Regions from separate parts of the Homo sapiens genome. Here regions 2, 3 and 4 are each linked to region 1. A link is a contact called in ENCODE Hi-C or POLR2A ChIA-PET data. All regions are on one chromosome and are shown on one strand. The core of a region is the stretch at or near the end of the contact, and the rest is flanking DNA. Distances in the headings are between cores, read along the strand shown. Region 1 overlaps LINC00299 (long intergenic non-protein coding RNA 299). Region 2 has its middle 82 kb from the start of LINC00299. Region 3 has its middle 49 kb from the start of LINC01814. Region 4 has its middle 68 kb from the start of LINC01814.

Region 1 (4,564 bases), core at 1,502-4,001:
TAGAAGTATCTACTCTGTTGTGAGGGTAAATTAGACAACATAGCCAACCTGAAAAGTCTAATTCTAATGAATTTGTAATGAAATATTATCCTAAGTGATTATTTCCTAAACCTGTAAATGTAATCAGTTTCTTAATTATCTGTGCATGTTCACACATAGTTAAAGACATTAAGTTGATGTGTTTCTAAATTTCTTTTTTACATCGTTATGCATTTTTTATTCATTCCACAGATGTTTAGTATGCATTTATTGTGTGCTAGAGCCTGGACAAAGGATTATGAATGGTTACAAAGAGTCCCTTGGCTGAGTACTATTTTAAAAGGGTTTAATTTTAGAGGTGTTGCTTATAGTTATCTTTTTGATATTTTGGGGTTAATTCTGTGTCTAATTCTGTTAATTTCTGGAAAACTAGTCATAACAAACTGTGTGGTCCTACAAAGATCACCCTAGCCAGGCATGGGTAGGAGTGTCCTTTTGCACCTGTGTAGAAATTTGCTGCCATGTAGCCATGAGTGGGCTGGGCTCTTTTGGGGTGGCTGGCCCTGGCAACAAACATGCAGTTCAAAGTATCAAAACGCTATGTGTTTTCTGCTTCTAAGGGATTCCGTGAAAGGTGCCACTACAATCACCTGTCAACTTTGCAAGGAATTTCCCATCCAAAATCAATTTGTTCTCAATGTTTTTTTCTACCTGGGAGATCATGCATAGCCCACAGATAGACTCTCTTGGCCAGAGAGACACTATTACAAACTGGTGTTTCCTTGCTCTTCTTATCTCATTGCAGAAAATGCAGTCTGCCCTGAAGAACTCTGGACTGTGCCCTAACAACATTCATTCTCTTCTTCATTTCCAGTCTCACTGGCTTGCAAATAGTGCTTCCTGCCTCTTTCTTGCTGTTTCCTCATCCTTGATTTTCAGGGTGGAAACCTCAATTCATTTCCTTGAAATGGCAAATTATTGCAAAGGCATCAATTGGTTCTTGTCTAAGTGGACAAGCAAAACTGCACTCTGGCTGAGATGATGGAGACACTCACCTACCATGATGAGGGGAAGAAGCTGGAAGCTGGGTCATCTTGCCAGCCACTTTCTATGGTTATTTCACTCTTTCTTTTACTCATCCCTTTTCTTCTTGCATTTATGATATTTTGCCAATCAGTTTTGAGTTCATAAAGACACAAACCATGTCTGACTCATCTTCTAACATCCTTTAAGCTCCAGCAGCTAGCACAGTTCTGGAAAATGTCCACTAGACACTCAAGAGGTGATTTTGCACTGATTCAGCTGCCCTCCAACCACTGATTATTTTAGGTCAGGCGCTAGTGAGCAGTGCGGCCCATCACCAAGGGACAGACAAAAGTCAATTCATCTATAACAAAACTAGACCAACAAACTCGATCTTACTAGCACCACTCTCAAAAAAACAAAGAAGACCAACCATAAACAAATGAATAGACCATATCTGAAAATATATGCGATCCTGGAGGACTTGCATTTACACTCTATTTCCTAAACTATAAAGATTTGGGTGGTCCCTATCTGGTGAGCTATGCAACTTGGTAATTTTAGGCAAATTGCTTAAGATCTCAATGCCTTGGTGTATTAGTCCATTTTTTACACTGCTATAAAGAACTACCTGAGACTGGGTAATTTATGAAGAAAGGAGGTTTAGTTGACTCATGGTTCTGCAGGCTGTACAGGAAATATGGCTGTGGAGGCCTTAGGAAACTTACAATCATGGCAGAAGGTGAAGGGGAAGCAGGCACCATCTTTACATGGTCAGAGCAGGACAGAAAGGGGAAGTGCTACACACTTTCAAACAACCAGATCTCATGAGAACTCACTATCACGAGAACAGCAAGGGGGAATTCCGTCCCCATGATCCATTCATCTCCCACCAGGCCCTTCCTCCAATACCAGGAATTACAACAGGACATGAGATTGGAGTGGGAACACAGAACCAAATCATATCACTTGGTAACTTCATCTCAGTGAGATGGGTGGATAGCCAATATCATGGCATCCTTTGAAATCTGAAATTCTTTTATTATATTTCTTCCAATGATCACTCAACATTGACTGGTTGGATAGGATGAGCTGAAAAGCAAAAGTTTACAGTTTAATTCATTTCTAGAAAGAAATATTAAAAATTTATTTTAAGCAAGGTGCCACGCTGGGTGATAGAGGTGATAGATGACAATGCTTTTGTCACTGAGGGGTCCTTCTCTGGATGGTGTCATAAAATTGTATTAGAATTCAGGAAAAAACAGCTAGAGAAAAAGCAGTTTATCAGCACTTATGGCACTGCCATCTCATCATCAAAATGAACTGTGCACAATCATGTCATGGGTTTGTTAGGCATGAGCTTTGCTGAGGCTAGACAGGCCTCACATCTGTCACCTAATGCCAATTCACCTCCACACTCCCAGTACACAAAGGCCTTCTCCCTGGAGCCAAACTTCACTCTGCTTCCTCCATGTGAGGTGAGACCTTACTCAGACTGTGCCCTCCATCTGGGAGGTGTTTCTCCTGGGACTTGCTATTTACCCCTTGGCCCCCAGCTTATCATCCACAGAAATTCCACTGCCCTCCCTGGTTTCCATCAGTGCTGGCTACTCCCTCCTCTCGTCCTTTTCAGCAACACTGTGGGATCACAGCTTTCCAGGTGGAGATTTCCCTCCCTGGGCCCTGACTTTCCCCAGGATGAGAACTGCTCTCTAACTAACCTGCCGCTGTGCCAGCCCTTAGCATAGATGGGCATGTGCACCTGCCAGGAAAACAGCTGCTCTTTATCAAAGCCAAGTGGCACAGGTCCATCAGATGCTTTGCCTTCTGTAACCCCAGTATTGAACAAGAAACAACTTCCCTGTACAAAAGCCAGTCTCACATTTGGGAAGCTGACATCCCCTTAAATTCACCCCTTCTTATAATGCTAGAAAGACATAGCTAAACGCTCGAACCTTGGGCAGCATGTCAGGAATCTGACAGAAATGTGCAGAAAGCCAGGGCAATCACAGCCTCTTCTCTATCTAGGACTCCGCCTTTTCTTATCTCCTTCTCCTCAGCATATTACAATGGCCATGTGCCCTCCCATGGGACTGTCTTCTTCCTGAGGACAAGAACAGTGCCCCACCCAATGCCTTAGATCATGCAAAGAGTGTACACAGACTGCAAGTACTAAGTTTAATATGATTACTAACATGTTGAACACTGCTCTATGGACTTCACATGTACCAACTCATTTAATTCTTAAAATGATCCAGTAAGGACGTGTAGTAGTCAGGCTTCCCCAGAAACAGAACCAATGGGAGATATACCTAGATAGATAAATAGGTACATACATACATACATACATAGGCACACACACTTGTATGTGTGTGTGTGTGTGTGTGTGTGTGTGTGTGTATATATATAATATGTATGTGTATATGTGTATATGTGTATATATGTGTGTGTATATATCCACACATATATACACACATACATATAATATATACACATACATTTACACACATACATATATGTTCATGTGTATATATGTGTGGATATACACACATACATATACACATATACATACATACACACATACATATGATAATATGATATATATATACACACATACACGTGTGTGTGTGTGTGTGTGTGTGTGTGTGTGTGTGTGTCTATATATGTATCTCCTGTTGGTTCTGTTTCTGAGGGAGCCTGACCACTACACTTTCCTATTGGGTATTATATCACACAGCCTTTGTAATATGCCAAGGAGAAAGAGATAGAGAAAAGGCAGAGTCATAGAGAAGAGGTTGAGATTCTCCTGGCTTTCTGCATGTTTCTGTCAGATTCCTGACATGCTGCCCAAGGTTCCTGCCTTTAGCTAGGTCTTTCTAGCTAGGTGCATTCATATACATATGCACACACACACACACACACATACATATACACACATACATGTATGTATATTATGTGTGTACATAGATATGCATACATATACATGCATATATATGTGTGTGTGTATATAAAAATATACATATATGTATATATATTTCCTATTGGTTCTGTTTTTGGGGAAGTCTGACCACAACACTCCCTTATTGTGTTATTTTGAGGGTTAAATGAGTTGCTACATGTGAAGGCCCTAGAGCAGTGTCCATCGCGTTAGTAATTATATTAAACTCAGGACGTGCAGTCTGCATACATATACATATATATGTATAATATCAGAGAGAGATAGAGATTGGTCTTAAAAAATTGACTTATGTGATTTTAGGGGCTGCAAGTCCATAACCTGCAGGGCAGGCATGCAGGCTGAAGACTCAGGGAGAAGTTGATGTTGCAGCTTGAGTCCAAAAGCAGTCTGGAGGCAGAATCCCCTCTTCCTCGGGGCACGTCAGTCTTTTTCTCTTAAGGTTTTCAGCTTACTGGATGAGTCCCACCCACACTATGGAGGGTCATCTGCTTTACCAAAAGTCCACTGATTTAAATGTTAATCTCATCTTAAACTACCTTCACGGAAACATCCAGACTTGTATTTAACCAAATATCTGGGTATCATAGCCTAGCCAAGTGGACA
Region 2 (4,744 bases), core at 39-2,538, 260 kb after region 1:
ACTCCCTCTGCTTGAGCTGGGACATCCTTCTACTCTTGCCTCCTGACATTGAAACTTCTCGTTCTCTGGCCTTCAGACTTGAACTAAATTCCCCACCAGCTTTCATGGTTCCCCAGCTTGCAAAGGGCAGGTCACAGGACGTCTGGACCTCCACAACCCTGGGAGCCATTAACATTGTAAACCTCCCACGTGTCTATCTCTATATGTCCTACAGGTTACGTTTCGCTTAGAGAACCCTGACTAATACTGTATACTTCCCAATGCCTACTTTAATCCTCAAAAGAAAGCTGAATCTGATTCACACAGTTTTATTCAATAAAGATCTCGATGACAATGTCAATTCAGGTGATTGGAACAGTTAAAACTGAGCCAAAATGCTGTGTGACACTAAAAATCCAGAAAAATTTACAGAAAAAAAGTTATTTGTTATTATTTATTTATATTTATTTTATTTTATTTTTGAGATGGAGTATCACTTCCATTGCACAGCTGGAGTGCAGTGGCACAATCTCCGCTCACCGCAACCTCCACCTCCTGGGTTCAAGCGATTCTCCTTCCTCAACCTCCCCAATAGCTGGGATTACAGGCTTGTGCCACCACGCCCAGCTAATTTTTTTGTATTTTTAGTAGAGACAGGGTTTCACCATGTTGGCCAGGCTGGTCTCAAACTCCTGACCTCAGGTGATCCACCCACCTCAGCTTCTCAAAGTGCTAGGATTACAGCTGTGAGCCACTGCGCCCGACCAGCAAAAAGTTATTCTTACTCTGTTTTTCAATGCTACTCTATACCAAGCTGTAATGGGTATACATACATAGATTATAAAGCAATGAGACCCCTTGTTTATGTCCCACAGTGATGCCCAAGTTATCTGCGATATGCTATATTCATTGGTTAATGTGAGTACTTGGGGAGTTTCTAATATAACCTTTAATGTGTGTGAACAAATTGCCAATAAATCCCAGAATAGACTTTAAGAAGTCAGCATGATTTTTCCCTGTTAGATATCATCTTTAAAAAGGGTAGGAGAAAGTTGTCTGGAAAAAAAAAAAAAAAAAAACTTCAGCATGTAAATTAATTTTAAAATGGGCATGGTAGTTTTACATTTTGAAGATAAGAAGATTAACCAGAAGGAACTGAGAGAGAAAATTATCAAACCTGAATGGGGAAAAATGCCTGAAAAAATATAGCTGTGAAGAGAGCTGAGTCATTTGTGATAGAATTTTAAGGCCCTGCAAAAGTCCCGAACATGGTCACAAGTGGTTTACATAAATCCATGTGCCCTCTTCTTCGAGCCAATCAACTGCTCTCCAGCCCTGCGGCGAGTGGCATCGCTAGGATGAGTCAATGACACTGTCACACAGTAGAAAACACAGCCTCCTTCCATCTCCATGATGTGCTTTCTCACAACTTCATTAAACTGAACCAGAAATCACATCAGACAACATGGAAGAGTCATGGGATGACTTTTGACATGAGATTGAGAGACAGGTGGGTGAGACTTCAAGAAAAATGACACAAAGATAAGACAGTTTCAGATTCAAGATGATCTTACACTTCTGAAAACCCAAACATCAACGTCTTAGGGCCAGAAAGTAAAACTTCTAATGAATAGGATGTGAAAGTCGCCAGGCAGACTCCTTGCATTTCACCATGACACTAAATGAAAGCACAGAAAGTCCAGAAGCTAAATGAATGTGTAAGATTTCTCAGACAAGATCTCTGGGGTCGCTCTAATTATAACACCCAAATGTTGTTAGCAACAATAGAAAGAGCAATTTAGATATGTGATTTGGTGATTGTTTAAAATACATTTGGGGCTCTTTTGAGAGTTCTGAAATTTCCATAGCAGCTGCGTACTTCAGACCTGGTGGCATTTGGGGAAACACTTGTCAAATCCATACTTGGAGCCCAGGCTGCCTGGTGAAAACGGATTTTTTTCCCTATTGTTAAGTGAAAATTCCATGAGCAAAATATTCTTACATTGTGCCCAGTAGAAATGTACCTTTCCACTGAAAATATTACCCTAATGAGCTTGCTTGTAATGTTCACACTGGAAATAACAGAAACATGCAGGCCCTCCCTGTCTTTTTCTCTTCTATGACCTTCTCCTCCACTTTACTGACAGAGTATGAGTAAGCTGGCAGAAAATCAACAGGGACAAAGGGAACTACTGGCCTCTTGGTTACAGAGGGCCCTTTCGATACCATCCTACATCTACAATACACCACCAGTTTCCTCCTCCATGATGTGACGTTCTTTAAGGAATAGTTTAGAAGGGCCTGACTTAGAACTATGCCAACAGCTCTTGGCACCACTTATTTGCAGACTCTGGCCCAACTGGCTGAAATCAGTCTTTGCTAATTTATCAGCCAGCACAGGTCTCAGCTGCAGTTTTCAGCTTTGATCAAAGCTGAAGCCCATATCATCGTAACATCATGTGTGAGTCTGGGTCTGGATCAGCAGTGGCTGGGAAGACTAAGGAGAAGCACAGAAGGGACCCAGAGTATGGCTGGGCCACCTGCTCCCCTCATTAGGATGGGATGAAATAGTGCAGCTGATTGGCCCAGGGAGAAGGGGGTGTGGGCTGGAGATGGAACAGAGGAGGGTTAGAGAGGGGCTCCCAGGAGGCTGGAATTCTATCTCACCGGCTGCCATCTATTAACCTTGACTAAAGACCTGGCACTGGCCTTGGCACTTACAGATGGTTAGGAACCCAGCCCTCGAGGACTCAGAGACCAGAGACCGCTAGTTCTAATATAGGTCAGACCTGTAAATGCATGAATGGGGAAGAAATAATCAACAATGGGACTACAGAGAAACAAAGAAATATCAGAAGGACAGACTACAAGGATAGTTTAGCCGCAAATTCACCCAAAAACAGGGAAAATTAGAGGAGGAAAAAAGGTTCCAGGACCTTTTTTCCCTTCATTCGAATCCACTTATTAAGCACCTACTAATGCAACCATTTATTAAGCACCTTCTACATGCAAGACACACAAATATTAATAGATAGAGTTCCAGCCCTCCGGGACTTCAAGACACAAACACAAACAACTGTGGAAAAGATTGCATGGTAATAAGATATTTCCCTGTGCAAAGTACTGTGAGTGAGAGACCCTGTCTGGGGGAGGATCTGGAGAGCTTCCAGGAGAAGTTGCCATTCACAATGAGCCTTCCAAGGTGAGTAGGGCTTCAACTTGCCAAGATGGGAGGTTAGCTTTGGCTCAACTCTTGTAAGCCTGAAGTTAACAATGCCAGGTGCAGAGCTTTCTTCCCTTTCCTGGAGGTTTGAAGGGGGAGGCTCACAGCCTGCAGGCAGCATGGCCTGCATTCTCTTACGAGATGTATCTCTTTGAGATACGGCTCCTTGCCCTGCAGAAAAGTGCAGCAGTTAACTGGAGCAGCAAGGAGACCCGGAATTCTGGGAGACCACCGGGCAAAACAGAGGCTGACCCAACCCAGTGGCTCCCGTACCACAACTGCCCCATGGATTTCAGTTCAATTACAGGCTTCTCAACCTCCCTCTCTCAGTCCTCCTGTAAATGGCCCACACTGTGTCCCACCCACCGCTCTTCTTAACAGGCTGTGCAACCTCAGGCAGCTGCTTGAACTGCTCTGTCTCAAATTCATCCTCTGTAAAATGGAGACCATTAAAACCAGAATCTCATAGGGTCCCACTGAAGAGTCAATGGAGTAGTGCTTAGTACAGGATTTAGCCCAGAGCGAGCTCTCAGGAACTTTTGTTATATTTAATGATCATTTTGTACCTACGTGATCTCCACCACACCCACGACTTCGCCATACCCCCACATCCGCATCTGCAGCTCTCTTCTCTTCCCCATGGCCTGCCCTAGAAGTCTGACAGCCTTATGGGCATCACCCCAAAATTACAACGAACACCTCTAACTTTTCAGACTCCTCAAATTAATCGTCTTTCCTCAACTGTGCCTCCTTCTTCCTTGATCTCGGGGATGACATCAGCACGCAATGCTTCCCCAAAAAAGAACTCAGACACCAGCAAAGACTCGCCCTCTCATTTCATCCAATAAATAGATCTGATTTACTAGAACCTCTTGGCTGGATAATCTCCTTCCCCTTCCCAATACCATCTGGGGACTCGTTCTCACCTGCCCAGCCCCAGTGCCCCCAGGCTGGGGTCCCCAGAATGTCTCGCACACGATGGCCGACACACACGTCTGATCATGTCCATGTCCTGGTGAGAGCCACCCTGGCCCTCCATGGCTTTCCAGATAAGGCCTGTGCTGCGGTCGGCACCTGAGGCCCTCCCGGTCTCTCCTGCTTTTCTAGCCAGGCCTCCATAAATGTCGGCCTCACATTTAGTAAAGCATGATGGGTTCTCCATGAATAACTAGAATGGATGAATGAATGAACCTGCCACTTGGTGCCCTGAAAGAACCATTCCTCTGGCCATTCTGAACTATTAATATTTCCAATTCCCTCAACGTGGCACCCTTGAAGACAGGCCTGTGCCTGCTGCATACCCAGGCTAGCTGGCTCCCTGCTGGATTGTCTGCTTCCCAGGCCCTTCCCAGGTGGAGATGGTGGCCCTCGGTGCCTTCACGGTGCTTCAGATCTGTCTCCCCACTTGGGAAGTTATTCCCTCGGCATCAGCTTATTGCTGGTCTTCCCACTAATCTCAGAGTTTCCTAAAGTCAGGAATGACGTCATATTTGTCTAGGAGTCTCTGAGCACTGCCCGGTCTAACACCACGTTCTGTTAATG
Region 3 (4,286 bases), core at 1,300-3,799, 390 kb after region 1:
ATTAGCTTGATTTAATCATTTCACAATGTAAACATGTATCAAAACATCACATTGCACCCCATAAATACAGACAATTATTATTTGCCAAGTAAAAATGAAATGGATAAAAATGAGCTTGGTGGAGCGCAGAGCTGGCAGCACTGTGCTCAGCAGCTTAGCAGCTTGCTCACCCCATTCCACGAGGGATCTGGGAAAGGCCCACACTGTGGCTCTTAGAGCTGACTCCCAGCCCAGCAGCCCAATCTGGCCCAAACAGAGGGTATGGCCCTTACCCTAGCGTCAACTAAAGAGAGAAACCAGAGCATTCACCCATCTCTTTCCCCACCTTTCCCCAGAGGTCTGGAATATAGATTGTGCTTGAGCACACAGGACATGGTTCTGTCTCAACGGAGCCAACATCTTGGCCTAGCACAGGCCACTTTGTGACACTCTGTCTTATCCCCCAGGAGCACAGCCACATGGGCAGAAATCAGGAAGAGACAGCCAGCAAAACACCAGGAGCTGGGGCAGACCTGGAACAGTCTCCCTCCCAGGACCAAAAGGAACCGACCCTGCCTGCACCTTGATCTTGGACTCTGGGTCTGCAGAACAATACGTTTCTGTCGTTGACGTCACTCAGTTCAGGGTACCATGCTGTGGCAGCCATGTAAACTCATAAATCCTGCCAGAAGCTATTATCACACCTATTTTACAGGTGAAGAAACTGGAGCTCTGGGAGATTAGGGACTTTGCCCAAGGTCACTTGGCTAAAAACTTACTGAGCTAGAGTTAGCCTCTCTTTTCACAGCCCCTCAACTGTGGGTGTCTCCACCATCTCCCTGGCCCCGCGTGAATAGGCAAATGGTGATTTCTTCACCTGTAAGCTCTGAGGTGAGCAATCGGGTTTTTTTCTAGCCTTAGCACAAAGCAGAGCTTTAAGATGATAAACCTACTTTACCCTTGACAAACCCCAAGTGTGGTCTTGAAGGATGGAGCCGATCACCTACAGGTTTAAGGAGCCACATAGAGAAAGGGCGAGCATGGGGCTCCAGGCCCCAGGTTTAAATCCAGCTCTGCCTTTCTCCAGCCGTGGAAACTCAGCACGTTTCTCTGTATCCCAACGTCTTCATCAGTACTAGGGATGTTAAATTTGTGGGAAGGATTATATCAGAGCGTCCAAGCTTAGGGTGTGCTGTGGCATGCAGTCGATGTTGAATGAATGACTTTGTTACCATCATCATTATTACTGTGCTTTCTCATTACGATACCAAATGTATTCACGATAAAATTAAACTCGAAGCCTCTGCCCCAGGACCCGCTACGGGCCTCTTGGAATCACCTCCCTTATTCATGGAGAGAATGCTCAGGAGGATGAGGAGGGAGACCCAGGGCTGACCTGGAGGGGAGGTGGACAGTGGGACAGCAGTCCTCCCACAGGAGCCAGGCCCCCCTCTTCCACCCACCTCCTCACCACCCCATGTGGCTTCCTTCTCAACACTACCAGCTAGAAATGGGACTTGGCTTTTTAAACTCAGCCCCGATGTGGTCACACTGGAGAAATGCATGTCCGCTCTGTCAGGACAGGACACGCAGGAGGACCAGGAGAGACACTCCCAGGCTAATGGGCATGAGCCCTGGGTCCAAATCTCAGCAAGAGGACCCAAGAGAAGACCCAAGGGAGGCCTTCTTCCCCAGAGTCAGGGCTTCTTCCCTGCAGAGAGGGCTGCAGGTGCTTCCTATCCTGTTGGGTCCATGAGTGGCTGCTCAAAGGGACGAGTTCTCGTGGGGAGGCACTTCTGTCCCTTGTCAGGTTAAGTCCTTCACCGGTTCCCACCCCGGACAGGACAGGGCGCACTAAAGCTCCACTGCGTGCATGACAGCCTTCCTGGCTGTGGACCCTCTCGCCCATTCCCCAGACCCCTCTGCAGAGTTCAGGAGTAAGGAACTCGGCGGCATAGCCCCACTGCAGGCGGGGGTTGGATCCCAGCCACACCACTGGCCATGAGCTCAGGCACACCGCTGGTCACTTGACCTCCCTGAGACTCAGATGTTCGGCCTCTGAGTAGGAAGCATCCAGGGCAGACCAGCGAGGAAATGCAATTGACCCCTGACCAGACTCCCAGCCCCACAGCCACCCGCTGCGGGATCTGCAGGCTGTGGAAGGAGCTGAGTCAGGGGTGCTTGGGGGGATGTGTCGGGAGGGGAACCTGCACCCTCACTGGCGGGGGTGGAAGGGGAGGCAGAGGCCAAGGGCTGCCGTCAGGCACCGTCTCAGCAAGAGAATCAGGAACTAGAGCCCCCAGCTGTGAGGGCCCTGTGAGATTTCTTCAACTTTTGTCACTTCCCCACTTTTTCCCCTTTGGTTACCACCCTTCTGCCCGGCGTGACTGTTAATTAACCCCTTACAGCTGCAAGGGCTGGCCTGCAGGGTCAGCAAAGACAGGAGCCAGAGGACAGCCCCACCCCAGCCCAGGCCAGTCCCGAGATGGGGCCAAGCCAGCAGGGCCTAGGTCCAGGCTGAGCGGGTGAGGGGTGGCCCAGGCCTGGAGCCACTGCAGCCAGAAAGGTCCTGGGCCCCCAGCCACCCTCTGGGTAAGCTCCTGGTGAACGTCCAGGCAGGCCTGGTTGTGCAACAGGCCCCGCTCCCAGTAAGTTGCAGCAGGGGGAGGAGATCTCAGCCTGCAAATGCTGCTTTGCTGGTTATACTCTCACCTCTGGCTGGATCCACCCAGCTGCTTCCATGTCTCCTCCGCTCCCAGGCCTGGGGGAGAAAGCCCAGGAGGGAGGCGTAGAGCGCCAGGCCCTTGTGGCTCCCCTGGCTCCATGCAACTGAACTCAGCCCCAGAGGATCTCTGCTCTGACTCGAGAAAGTCCAGGGAGAGGAAGGGGGCTGAGGAGGGGAGCAGAGCACACCCCAGCACATTCCATGATTCATCTGGACCCAGCGCATCTGCCAGGGTCCATGCGTGTGCACGTGTGTGCATTGAGGGTCGCACGTGTGTGGTACTTTCGATCTGAAAACACACAGTATCTCTCCAATCCTCACAGCAGTCTCATGAGCAGAAACGTTTGTGTCAATACACAGATAGGGACACCAAGGTTTGGACTGACTCAGTGACTGGTGGGGATTCTCACGCAGCCCGGGGGGCTCCCACAGTGGTCCCTGCAGAAATCCTGGAACTCTGCTGCAGGTGGTCACGGCTACCAGGCATCACCAGCCCATCTCTGAGACTTCCACACACGGAGGTTTACTAGTAACTCATTTGCATATCTGCCCCTTGCTGGCAAGATCTCTTCCCTACCCCAGCTCGAAGGCTCGGTGCTGCCATCCAAGCCAGCTTCCTGTGTTCTGTCCAGAGCAGAGGAGAGAGAACCACCCACCCAACACCCTTCGTGTAAAAAGCCGTAATCCTCCTGTGCTTGCAGACTTCACCACCAGCCTGCAGCCTCACCTTCCCCCAAACTTCCCTCCTGGTTCTAATTTTTCAGTCCTTTACTCATCTCTGGGGGAAGCGGCCCAGGGGGCGGGAGGCACGTGGGAGGCTGAGAGCTCAGTGTTGAAGTCGGCGGCAGCCCCGGGCTTGGGCTCACCCAGCAGTACCCGCCCCACTGCTGCCTCGGAGAGACAGAATAAGATCCACATCCTAGCCCAGTGCCAGGCCTGGGGAAGGTATGAGACGAACAGGCCCAAACCAGCCAGGACCTGGGCAAGCCCCTCCGGCCAGTGCCTCTGGCCCTGCAGGGCACTTGACCCCCCTCACCTCAGCCCCGTGAGTCCAGATCCTTCCTCCCTGGGCAGACCCCTTCCCACCCACATTGGATGTCCTCTGCAAAACATCACACATCATCTGTTCTCCATTCCTGGAGATCATGACACCATCACACAGGCCTGGGCCCCCAAGACATCACTCTGAGCCCCTGCTATATGTGATGGCCCGTGGAGGCCCAGGTCCTCCGCCTTGTCATCCAGAGAACAGGACTAATGTTCCCTTTAGCTCCTGGTTTGGGGGTGGGGGAGGTTTGTCACGCAGCGAAGAGCAACGGCCCAACTGAACTCAAGATAGGTAACATCTATCACTCTCTGCAATCTGCAAGCTCGTCACTCTGCCTGGGAAGATTAGATTAGTAAGCACCCGGTCATCGGAAAAATCCAGCTCCAGATACCTAATATCTTGTTTTCTTCCGTCTGTGCCCACAGTGTTTGTGAGGCTAACTTGGCTGGCATTTTTTCAAGTGTAGAAACAAAGCAGGCAGCTTTCTCCTTTCCAGGCAGGGCCTCCCCGACTTCAGTCATCTCCCACCCTTGA
Region 4 (4,459 bases), core at 1,489-3,988, 370 kb after region 1:
CCTGGCCAACATGGTGAAACCCTGTCTCTACTAAAAATACAAAAAATGGCCAGGTGTAGTGGCACATGCCTGAAATCCCAGCTACTCGGGAGGTTGAGGCAGGAGAATCATTTAACTCCAGAGATGGAAGTTGCATTGAGCCGAGATTGCACCACTGCACTCCAGCCTGGGCGACAGAGTGAGACTCTGCCTCAGAAAGAAAAAAGAAAGAATGAGGGACAAAGCCTGGCTGGTCAGCTGTCGAATCCAGATTTGATGTGAATCTGTCTTGTTTGTGCATTCCAATGTCAGGTGTCAAGTGTGAGATGTGCGAGGGCACAGAGATGAAAAAAGATGGAAAGAGACTCCCGTGTCATGAGAAAGACCCAGTGGAACCGGGATACCCATAGAGTTTCACGGGAAGTTTGGGAGGAGAGCGTCTGGAAGGGCTTCTTGGAAGAAATGTGCCAGGGCTGAGTCTCACAGCAGGAGCCACCAGGCAAAGGGAAAGGAAGGAGCTGGAGGTGGGGACAGCATGAAGAGGGGAGCTGGCCTGGCCTGAGCAAGACCCTGAACAGCTTCACGGTCCTGGGCACGAAGCAGGGGGCCGGGATCCTTCCAGAGGAGGCTGGAGGGGCAGGCAGGGCCCACTGGGGATGCTGAGGTGGAGACAGACATGTCCCAAGAGTGTGGGAGTAGGGAGGTCCTGAAGGTGGGTACCCTGGAGAGGGACGTGCCACTGCATTTTATAGGGCTCACTGACAGCCACGAAGGCATGGGTTTGAGGAGGAACAGCCAGAAGGAGACCACCTAGGTTGCTCCTGCAGGAGGCCAGGAGACAGAGGGTGAGGCGGGACCCATGTGGGGCAGCGGGGAGGGGATGAGAAGCAGAATTAGGATGGCGCTGAGGGAGGCGGGATAGCTCGGACTCAACATTGCTTGGACATGGTAGCAAGAGAGACCAGGGAACCTAGGATGCCTCCCTCACTGCTGGCATGGGCCAGGGGAGAAGGGTGAGCCCATCCTCTGAGCAGGGAAGCCAGGTGCCAGCACAGGCAGAGCCAACTTCAAGTCACACAGATCTCATTCAAACCCCACTCTGCTGTCTCTTAACTGTCCAACCTTGAGCAAGTATCTTGGCCCCATCTGTAATCTGGAGATGAGGACAGTACCAGCCCCACAGAGCTGCTGTGAAGATCCCATGAGGAGGTACATGCAAACCACTGGGCACGATGTCTAGCACTCAACAGACACTAAATTGATCACGGCTGTCATTTAAATTAGCCACATAAATGTGTTTCATTCTTGGAAGGTCACGTATTCCTCACAGCGTATGGTGCCCCAGTCTTTCCACTACTGCTGCATTTTGGAGTGTCCTCTAGCTTTCAACCATGGATAATGAGACCTGCAGATAAGCCATTTCCAAACTCCCCTAGTAGAGCCAGGCACCCCATCCCCATCCCACAATTCTCACTGCCTGGTCCTCATTTCTGTGCTCACCTCCTTCCCTTCATGGAGGCTCTCAGGCAGAGCTGTGTGACCTCCCTTTCCCTCTCCATCTGTCTGTGCAGAGCTAGCACGGGAGGGCTTGGCAAATGTTTATTTACTGAGCAGGAGTTACCAACTTTTCTCCCAGCTGATGATTTAAGTACAAGTTTCAGTATGATTCCTCCAGTAGCCGACCAAAGGCGGATTTTAAACTAAGAAACACACCTGTATTTAGCACACCAGGGGATTCACCAGTTCCCCTGGGGCTGGTCTTGGCACAGTTTCATCCAGAAAAAAACCACCAGAGGAACCTTCAGCACATTAAACACCCATAGGCAATATGCACTGTGTGGGGGGTCAGGTGCTCATTGTCTCATTTCTTCCTCTGCCCATGAGGTAGGGTGTGTGAGCCCCATTTTACAGATGAGCAAACTGTTGGTAGGCAAGTCTACTTTGCTAAAGGTCATGTCGCTGCCGCATGTTTATCTGCATTTGAGACTAGAAAAGCAATTGATGTCTGTTCTAGGAATTAGGGACACTGGTGCTGAGAACACTTAAAAATAGCCCCGTGCATTTTCCCATTCTTGAAACAGGTTTACTAATCAGGAACGCAGCTGAAAAAATCCAGCAAAATGACTCAGTTCCAAGTAAAATGTCATTTCTCCCCCATCACTTTGGGACAACCCCAGCAAAGCCAGCACAGCATAGAAACAGAAAGAGAGACAGCAGAGAGGCCAAGAGGCAGAGAGGAGAAAAGGGGAAGAGGCCACATGGGTGGCTGCAGGGCCTCTCACAGTGCCCTGCAGCCTCAGTCAATTCCGGGGGTGCTCACAAGGCTAAAACGCTGGCTGTAAAATCAAGGGCAAGCTGGAGGGCTGGTTTCCTGTCTTCTAAATATACTCCTGTTCCGATGGTATCTCGTCCCCTGCGTCACGAAGGAGGGCTGCCCTTGACACTGTGAATGTCTCAGGAACACCTCAACCCAAAGGAAGCTGGGGTGTAGAAAGCTCGAGGTTCCTAATACCTTCAGGAACAGCACACTCAGGTCCTGCTCAGGCACTGGGCATGGCTGCCTCCTGCTCCTCTTTATCCACCCTCCTCCCCCTCCTCCCCCTCCTCCCTCTCCTTCCTCCCTTCCTCTTCCCTATCTTCCTCCTCCTCAAGGTCTTCCTCCTTCTCCCCCTCCTCTTCCTCCTGCTCCTCCCTTTCCCCTCCTCCTCCTCCTCCCCTTCCCCTCCTCCACCTCCCCACACAGAGCACCTCAAGCCCTCCAGGTGGGCAGTAACTGTCCAGCAGAGCTGCTGTCTGTGAATGTTATCAGAGGAAACACTTCAGAACTGAGAAGCAAACAGAAACCATTCTACACCTGCTGTCGCTCCACTTCCTCTGGGCCCCAACCTCCAGCCAGGTGTCCTCATGGGAAGAAAGGGCCCATTCAGGACTGCGGCTAGTGGTTCCCAGTTGAGTTCCTCCAACATGGCAGGAAGAAAGGAAGACACAGTAGGAGGCAGCAGAGCCTTGTGGTGAAGCCTAGGGCTCAGAGTGGAGCCCACCTACTGCCCATGCTGCATGTCCTGGCTCTGTGACCTTCGGGCAGGCTGTGGTTTATCATTACTTGTAATTTGTAACATTGAGTTACAAATACTGTGACTAGTTCAGAGGATTTATGAGGATGAAATGAGTTATCTGCTTAAACCACATAACATAGTGCATGGCCCTACACTTTGGGAGCTGGCGTGCCTGCCCTGAGCCCCACGCATTCACACTGTGTCATTTTTACAGCTGTGCCACCTGCCTCCTCACCTTCACCCTCCACCCCTCACACACCCTTCCAGGGTACCCCGATCCCGCAGGCTGCTTCCCATCTCTCCCTGAAATGCAGCCCGTCCTTTGGAGAGCCTTCCAGGACCTTTTCCCACTCTTGTGCACGCTTGACCATCATCAATTTAGTGATCTTTTCCCTAATAGATTTCACGTTCTCTCAGGCCCAGAGCCATGTCTAAGTAACAGTGACTAGTGGCTATGTGAATCTATTAATTCTCACACCTAAAATAGAACTCCACACAAAGGAGGTGCTCAATAAATGCTCATTGAGCAATCAACAATAACGACCAAGGCTCAGAGAGGTGAAGTAACCTGCTCTGTGTCACAGAGCTTGGAAGTGGCACATCTGGAATTCCAAGGCCAGTCACACCAAGGCAGGTCCAAGTCCTACTGCCCCTCAGCATCCTCCTCCCGTAGACGGTGATGCACCTGGGGGAGCAGAAGCAGTAGTTCCCAAGTCTACAGTGGAGCAAGAGGCTCAGAAATGGAGATCTCGGAGCTGCCCGCGTACAGCCTGGAGTAAAGGACACGCCATGCTGCCATTAAGCACCATTTCAGCCCCTCGTTGCCTGCACAGGTCCAACACGGAGCAGCTTGGCTGGGAGGCAGAACGGCAAGTAAAGCCTCCCTCCAAACAAGCCACCCCGCAAAAGGCTTGAAGGAGCACCCGTATTCAGAGACCACCCACTTTAATACAGATAATACTCTAGTAGCTTATATTTATTGATTTCCACACCTGCTAGGGACTGTTCCCAGCATGTGTGATTAAGAGTATCTATAATCGCAAGGCGCGGTAGCTCAGTCCTATAATCCTAGCACTTGGGAGGCCGAGGCAGGTGGATCACTTGAGCTCAGGAGTTCGAGACCAGCCTGGGCAACAGGGTGAAACCCCATCTCTACAAAAATACAAAAATTAGCTGTGTGTGGTGGCACATGCCTGTAATCCCAGCTATTTGGGGGAGCTGAGGCAGGAGGATCACCTGAACCTGGGAAGTGGAGGTTGCAGTGAGCTGAGATCATGCCCCAGTACTCCAGCCTGGGTGACAGAGCAAGACTCGGTCTAAAAAAAAAAATATATATATATATATATATATATAAAATTATTTGATCCTCGTGGCAACCTTACAAGATGGGCACTGTCAGCCGCCATCATCAGCATCTTACAGAT

The links. A loop is a pair of places that touch in the nucleus more often than their neighbours do. ChIA-PET counts read pairs that join two places held with the same protein, here RNA polymerase II (POLR2A). Pooled maps may share reads with other maps.
Region 2: a pooled map shows a loop between it and region 1 (2.3-fold over the local background). The contact joins two enhancer-like sites. A Hi-C loop is called at or near these places in 1 of 37 single-sample maps with no recorded cell type and 12 of 50 pooled maps. POLR2A ChIA-PET finds 5 or more read pairs at or near these places in 3 of 52 experiments (activated CD4-positive, alpha-beta T cell, activated naive CD4-positive, alpha-beta T cell and naive thymus-derived CD4-positive, alpha-beta T cell).
Region 3: a loop to region 1 is called in a map of heart right ventricle, with 5 times the contacts of the local background. The contact joins two enhancer-like sites. A Hi-C loop is called at or near these places in 1 of 168 maps with a recorded cell type or tissue (heart right ventricle), 1 of 37 single-sample maps with no recorded cell type and 12 of 50 pooled maps. POLR2A ChIA-PET finds 5 or more read pairs at or near these places in 1 of 52 experiments (activated CD4-positive, alpha-beta memory T cell).
Region 4: a pooled map shows a loop between it and region 1 (3-fold over the local background). The contact joins two enhancer-like sites. A Hi-C loop is called at or near these places in 3 of 37 single-sample maps with no recorded cell type and 11 of 50 pooled maps.

What each region holds. Positions count from the first base shown.
Region 1 is chr2:8,143,765-8,148,328 of GRCh38, forward strand. All of the region lies in intron 7 of LINC00299 (long intergenic non-protein coding RNA 299), which reads right to left. Among named protein-coding and RNA genes, the nearest start is that of LINC00298, 170 kb to the left of the region's middle. RefSeq lists an enhancer at 1,849-1,898. Within about 2 kb of position 2,752, at least 5 of the 41 ENCODE cell types and tissues checked have a DNase peak (open chromatin) inside an H3K27ac peak, as active enhancers do.
Region 2 is chr2:8,407,628-8,412,371 of GRCh38, forward strand. No RefSeq gene overlaps it. Among named protein-coding and RNA genes, the nearest start is that of LINC00299, 82 kb to the left of the region's middle. Within about 2 kb of position 1,289, at least 6 of the 41 ENCODE cell types and tissues checked have a DNase peak (open chromatin) inside an H3K27ac peak, as active enhancers do.
Region 3 is chr2:8,532,696-8,536,981 of GRCh38, forward strand. No RefSeq gene overlaps it. Among named protein-coding and RNA genes, the nearest start is that of LINC01814, 49 kb to the right of the region's middle. RefSeq lists cis regulatory regions at 1,956-2,958, 2,981-4,286. Within about 2 kb of position 2,550, at least 24 of the 41 ENCODE cell types and tissues checked have a DNase peak (open chromatin) inside an H3K27ac peak, as active enhancers do.
Region 4 is chr2:8,513,258-8,517,716 of GRCh38, forward strand. No RefSeq gene overlaps it. Among named protein-coding and RNA genes, the nearest start is that of LINC01814, 68 kb to the right of the region's middle. RefSeq lists enhancers at 1,841-1,950, 2,151-2,200. Within about 2 kb of position 2,739, at least 14 of the 41 ENCODE cell types and tissues checked have a DNase peak (open chromatin) inside an H3K27ac peak, as active enhancers do.